2 separate regions of the Homo sapiens genome follow, and region 1 is linked to region 2. A link is a contact called in ENCODE Hi-C or POLR2A ChIA-PET data. All regions are on one chromosome and are shown on one strand. The core of a region is the stretch at or near the end of the contact, and the rest is flanking DNA. Distances in the headings are between cores, read along the strand shown. Region 1 holds the start of NECTIN3 (nectin cell adhesion molecule 3). Region 2 holds the start of BBX (BBX high mobility group box domain containing).

The links. A loop is a pair of places that touch in the nucleus more often than their neighbours do. ChIA-PET counts read pairs that join two places held with the same protein, here RNA polymerase II (POLR2A). Pooled maps may share reads with other maps.
Region 1: a loop to region 2 is called in a map of CD8-positive, alpha-beta T cell, with 7 times the contacts of the local background. The contact joins the promoter of NECTIN3 here to the promoter of BBX in region 2. A Hi-C loop is called at or near these places in 2 of 168 maps with a recorded cell type or tissue (CD8-positive, alpha-beta T cell and naive thymus-derived CD4-positive, alpha-beta T cell) and 5 of 50 pooled maps. POLR2A ChIA-PET finds 5 or more read pairs at or near these places in 1 of 52 experiments (HEK293).

The regions. Positions count from the first base shown.
Region 1 is chr3:111,070,327-111,073,357 of GRCh38, forward strand. NECTIN3 (nectin cell adhesion molecule 3) reads left to right here and starts at 1,490. Exons shown (of 6, transcript NM_015480.3): 1 at 1,490-1,851. The coding sequence starts at 1,692. LOC151760 (putative uncharacterized protein LOC151760) reads right to left here and starts at 1,440. Exons shown (of 4, transcript XR_007096272.1): 1 at 1,166-1,440. RefSeq lists a silencer at 1,218-1,317.
Region 2 is chr3:107,521,258-107,524,235 of GRCh38, forward strand. BBX (BBX high mobility group box domain containing) reads left to right here and starts at 1,705. Exons shown (of 18, transcript NM_001142568.3): 1 at 1,705-1,850. RefSeq lists an enhancer at 1,322-1,371 and silencers at 1,772-2,081, 2,112-2,201, 2,312-2,381.

The DNA.
Region 1 (3,031 bases), core at 240-2,739, 3.5 Mb after region 2:
GAGGTTAGTAAAGCCTTGTAATCCAGCGGGCGGAAGGTGGGAAGACCCTATTGACTGAAAGCCGAGGACAGCGTGGTCTTGGCCGCAAGCATGCATTAGTTTAGCTGCGACAGGCTAACTTCTGGGCGGCTGATCCTTGTTCAGCTTTCCTGTTACTGGAACACATTTATGGCTATCTCGTGGAGATGACAGGACCTACATAAAATTAATAGTGTCAGGCCTGAGGACTGGTGTCCTCTGCCTTCAATTCACCCCCTACGCTGGACAGTCCAAATTGTCCACCCTCCTACTCCCCCCGCGGAACCAATGTGGCAGTGGCTCCAAGGTCAAGCTGCCGGTACTGTGCGAGGCGGGAGGATGGAGAGGGCAGGGCGGAGAGCCACCTGGGATGAGCGAGGGTCATGGTGGACCACAGACGCTCTTCTTATACGGGCAAATGTTTAATACTTCCCGAGGTCGCCTCTCTGCCATCAAACGAAAACAGGCAAGAAAATAAAACTACACATACGAACATGCAAAGGAAACAAAACCAAAGAAAAACACCAACGCACTCGTTGGGGGAAATCCATGGCCTCCTGTTGCCAGTCGCCCGGCGCGGAAAGTGGACAGCCCAGCGGCCAGTGAGAAGCAAGAGCAAGAAAGCAAACCTTCTGAAGACCCCTCTCCTCGCCCAGCTCCGCCGACCATTCTACCAAGCTGCCCTCCCAGAAAAAAGAGCAGGAAAAATGCCTGTGCAAACGTGCCTTGGCGAGCGGGGAATAAGTGGGCTGGGAAGAAGGGAAGGATTCGGAGAGCACAGCTGTCCCGGGGAACAGGAAGGAGGAGAAAGTCTCTCCCTCCCTTCAGTGCCCCGCGCCCCAGCGAGGAGGAAGATTACTAGTCCAGCAGGCTGCGTCCAGCTTCCTACACAGGAACCTTTAGCATGGGCAACGGAAGGGCAGCCCCCTCCTGCCTTCCCCTCCCCACCCCACCCCCTCGTCCCAGGTCCCCGCCACAGGGAGAGCGCCGCCCGGGAGAGGAGAAGGCCGAGCGTGATTGTCCCGCAGCCCTCGCCTCAGTCGGCGCCGGGGCCCCCGTGGACCCGCGAGGGGTGGAGTGGGCGAGACCATTGGAAAGGCAGGGAAGGGGGGAAACCAGGCAGGAACGAGGGGCGGGGCCGACTAACCTATTCCAGATTTTCCTGTCCCTTTTAAATCTCTGCTGTGGGAGAAACCCCGTTATCAAAGTGGATGAAAAGAATATTTTTTTTTGAAAGGGGAGGAGCATGTGTAGGAGGGCGGGGTGGGAGGAGACAGGGCTTGCGCCCGGGGATCAGACGGGAGGTGGAGTTGCGCGGGGAGGGCGGGCGAGTCGGGCGCCCGCTCTGAGAGTCGGTTTCTTTTCCCCCTCTTGCGTGGGGCGGGGTGGTGCGTTCCGAGTTCCCAGGAGTTCGACGCGGGCGGGTGCCGAGGGGAGGGGAGTGGCGGCGGCGGCGGGCGGCTCCCGCTTCAGCCTCGGCAGTGGCGTCGGCGACGGCGGTGTCGAGGCAGCCGCCAGCGTTCGGCCAAGTGTCAGCCGGCAGCGACGGCGCTAGAGCTGGGAGCTGGGGACGCGCGCGCCGGACCTTCCACAGCCTCCGCCCAGAGCCTGAGGCGCCGGGGCCGGGGGAGCCGGGGGGCGGGCGGGCGAGCGGGCCGGGGGGAGGGTGGGGGATGGCGCGGACCCTGCGGCCGTCCCCGCTGTGTCCTGGAGGCGGCAAAGCACAACTTTCCTCCGCTTCTCTCCTCGGAGCCGGGCTCCTGCTGCAGCCCCCGACGCCACCTCCGCTGCTGCTGCTGCTCTTCCCGCTGCTGCTCTTCTCCAGGCTCTGTGGTAGGTGAACCTCGGCGGCCGGCGTGGGCTGAGGGAGCCGCCACTGAGGGTGCGGGCGCCGCGGCCGGCTCTGCCAGCCGTTCTCTGGAGCAGCGAGGCGGTTGGTTGTGCGAGCGAGTGCCGAGGACTTTGGCTGGAAACTTTTCGCCGCGCCCGGGGCGAGGCCCTGGAAGGGCCAGGCCAGCGAATGCTGAGCCGGCGGCCCGCTGCCCTCCCCCGCGGCCGCGCGGGTCGCCGTGCGGATGGCCGAGGGTTGGCGATGGTGCTTCGTGCGCCGAACTCCGGGTTTGCTCCGGGGACCGTTACTTCCTCGCTCATTCTCTGGGAACCCTCGTAGGTTAAGGTGCCGGGATGCACGTTTGCCGCTTTTTTTCCCGGTGAAACTTGAGCTGTGAGCCCAGAAACCCTAGGGACCGGAGCCCGATGGAATGAAGCCTCCGGGTCCACTTCTCATGGCCTTCCACCCTGGAGAAGGCACCATTTTAGCCCACCCAGCCGCAGAATCCCCTACAGCTAGTTTTCTTCTGTCTTGTGCCCACTCCCCCGGCTCTGCCCTGACAGCTTCTGGAGCTCTCTAGATTGACCCTCGTCCCTGCCCTCCAGCTTGTGGGACGTCTCTCACACTGCCCGTGCTTATTTTACCAAACCGCAGGAACAAGATTTACGTGTTAAATACCTGATTTCATGGACTGTGTGCCCCGGCTGTTCTAACCAAAACAGTCACGCGCCTGTTTCCCATCTCTTGACCCTCGTGTTATGTTACTGTTTTCCTGTCATATTTGGGAGTTAGTCTCTGAGTTTTCTTCCCAGGTATGCCAGACTAGAAGCCTGCTTATTAAGGACTGTGCTAAAAAAAAAAAAAAAAAAAAAGTCTGCCTCATGCAAGAGAAATGGACTTAAGTGGTAATTAATGGGAGGCAGCGATTTGGGAAAATAAGGACACCAGTCTTTGGTGGGAGGAGGAGTATCAGAACACTGCGAGTAGTTATTTATTTGAGGGCTCTTGGTAAGAAAAGTAGAGGGGCAGAACTTAAGCTTGGTCAAAGATTGGTTTTCAGTATTTCATAAAACCGTAAACTGAAGTTTTACTAGTATTTATTAAAAGGAGAGATGTGTGCACATTTCTTGAATAGTGTGATTTAGAAGGAGGAGAATCCTGTTACATGGTAGGTGAGTCAGG
Region 2 (2,978 bases), core at 455-2,954:
CTACAAAAATACAAAAATTAGCCAGGCATGATGGCAGGTGCCTGTAGTCCCAGCTTACTCGGGAGGCTGAGGTGGGAGAATCTCTTGAACCCGGGAGGCGGAGGTTGCAGTGAGCTGAGATCACGCCATTGAACTCCAGCCTGGGCTACAGGGTTAGACTCCATCTCAAAAATAAAATAAAATAAAATGCTGTGATTTTTTATATACTTTTCCTTTTAAAAATGATTTTTCTAAAAAAATAAACATCACATTTCTAAATACCACTTTGTTTTCTGAACTTTTTAAACTTTTCTGATTTTGTTTCTCTTTCTCCCTCTTACACAGGAGTGCTCACATGCACACATACACTCTTTTAACAACTTTATGGATGCGAGAGAAAAACCTTAAGACAGCATCAAGGAAATAAAAGGGGAACTGAAATAAGTTGCCCTAGTTGGGTTTTCTTTAAGTTTTAAAGCTACTTACCTAGGCCATAAAATCGTAGTGTTTATGTAATCTCCAAAATGTTTGTATTTGAGAATAATTCACCAACTCTTAAAACGGAAGGAACCCTAAGAAAACATCTAGGCCTAAGATAATGCCTGACACATAGTAGATGCTGAATAAACATTTAATTGAGGGAATCTGGAAAAGCTTCTTATTTTAATCTTAAAAATCAAAACCAAGTCTGAGCATTGGAGAGGTTAAGTAACTTGCTCAAGATTGCTCAGCTGGTTAAAGAGTTTAATCTACAATTTATTCCTTCTAATTTCCAGCTTTGACTTCTTTCCACCAACCTGTTGACTTATGTGTATTGAACTGTCTCATATAATCTTCTGAAGTTGCATTGTTGAAAAACAATCAGAAAGACCAGTCCTGAGGTTCATCATCTCCAAAAGTCATGCAACATATGATGTTCACATGAGATGTGAAATATGTAAAGAGTCATATATTTTTATATATAATATGCAAAATATAAATCATGTATATATTGAATCAAAGGTCTGTTTTGAAGGCTAAGGGTCAATAGCCAATCTTCCATGACTTATTTTACCTAACAGCACAGTTTGCATGTCCACACAGGTGATGGCAGTCCACTGACCAGTTAAAAGTTGTTTGGCTATTTCAGCAAAATGTTTATCTTTGTGTGTTGTTATATTGATTTTTTTGAATCTACCTACGAATGAGGCACTAACAACCTCAATGCATTAGAGTCCTGATAAACTTATCTTGCACTATTTTGGCCTATGTGATAGCTAACCCATTGACAAAAGAAATCCAAGGTGATAAAAGCCTTTCTTGGCCACTTGTTAGCCGGGTCAGGCTGTAAAATCGTAACACAATGCAGGCCTCTTCCATGGGGCACCAAAAGGCAGCGATGAAAAACCCCCCTCACTTCCATATCCAGTGGAGTTGTAGTTTATTACCATAACCCTCCCAAGTCAAAAGGACACCAGTTTCAAGCCTTGCAACTTGGTGCAGACAGGGGTTTTCCCCTTTACCCCACTCTGCTGGGCCTCTTTACCTGTCCTCTCCTACTGTCTACAGGTCCCGAACATTAGAAAATAGAAAATGTGATGATCTTTGTGTGTCTCTGTAAAATGTGTGTATGTGTGCGTGTGTTTGGGTGTAACGGGCCTCTTGTTTGGCTGCGCGGCCTGTCCGTCACTGCGCGGGCCAATGGCAGGCTGCCTTATATAAAATGAGTGTTTTCAGTCTCTCCGGGTTGCATGTACTGTATGTGGAGCAGTGTACAGTGAAGCGGAGGCAGAGCGGCTCCGCGAGCTTCTCTCCACTTTCCCATAGAGAAACCCTGACTGGCCGCTGAGGGCTAGCTACACACACGCCCTCACGCCCGGCGAGCCCGCGAGGTAGGCGCCCCCCATCCCCAGCCCTCCCTGGGCGCACTCCCCTCACTTTCTGTTTTCCTACTCACTTGCGAGCCGCCGGGCTGCAGCCCCAAGGACTCCGCGGCAGGAGCAGCGGCGGCGGCGGCGGCGGCGGCGGCGGCAGCCGGTAGGGTGGACTTGAGGAAGACGGAGGGAACCCCGCGCGTCCGGAGCCGCCGCCAGCCGGCCCGCTCCCTGGGCACTTTCCCCCTCCGCCAAAACTTTGGGTCGGGAGAGGTCGGGGGCGAGGGTCGCGGCGGCCGCGCCGGCTGGGGCCGGGGGGCGGGGGGCGCTGAGGCAGTGCCCTGCGAGCGGGAGGCTGGGGGCCGGGCTGGGGAGTAGTAGGCCAGCCGGTGCCAGGCTGCGTTTGCAACCAGCACCTCTCGGCACACAGGCAGCGCCGCCTGAGAGGGGCACGGGCGCCGGGGCGCGGGCTGGAGCGGCCCCAGGAAAACAACAACAGAGCCCTCACGCCGGCGGGCGGCTCGTGGCCGCCCGGGGAGCCCCAAACTTCATCTCGGCGAAAGTACGTGGAGCCCTGCCTGGTCTCGGCTGCCGGGGAGGTGGGGCCTGGGGAGCAGGGGCAGTGGAGGAAGGTACGAGGAGCCAGCCTTCGGTGGATTTATTGAACGTTTCGTCTGCGTTGGTGACCGGGAACAGCAGCCCAGTTGCTCGTTCATCTGGAGAGTTGGGATTTGGGTGTTCCGGCCCCGCAGATCAGTGCCCTCTCACCCCCCACCCCTACCCAAATGCGCGGCGAGTAGAGAAAGTGCTGTTTTAGTGCCAGAGTAGCCTGGAGGAAGAATAGGGGGAGAGGGGGAAGAGGGCGAGGGAGAAGGGGAGAGAGAAGAGGGAGGGAAGGGGGGGGAGAGAGGGAGACAGAGAGAGAGGGAGAGAGAGAACGGGAGGGAAGAGAGGAGGGGGAAGAGGAGGAGGGAGGCTGTGTCAGGATTTTGCTTGAATGTGGGATTATGTTGTGTCAATAAGTTTAAGGTGGAGAGAGCGAGGCTGAGGGTGGTGGTGGAGGGGAGGAGGAAGGCCTTGGCCGTTTAAAGTCTTATTTCTGAAGGTAAGTTACGGCTTTGCCTGGTCGCGATGACAGAAAACTTG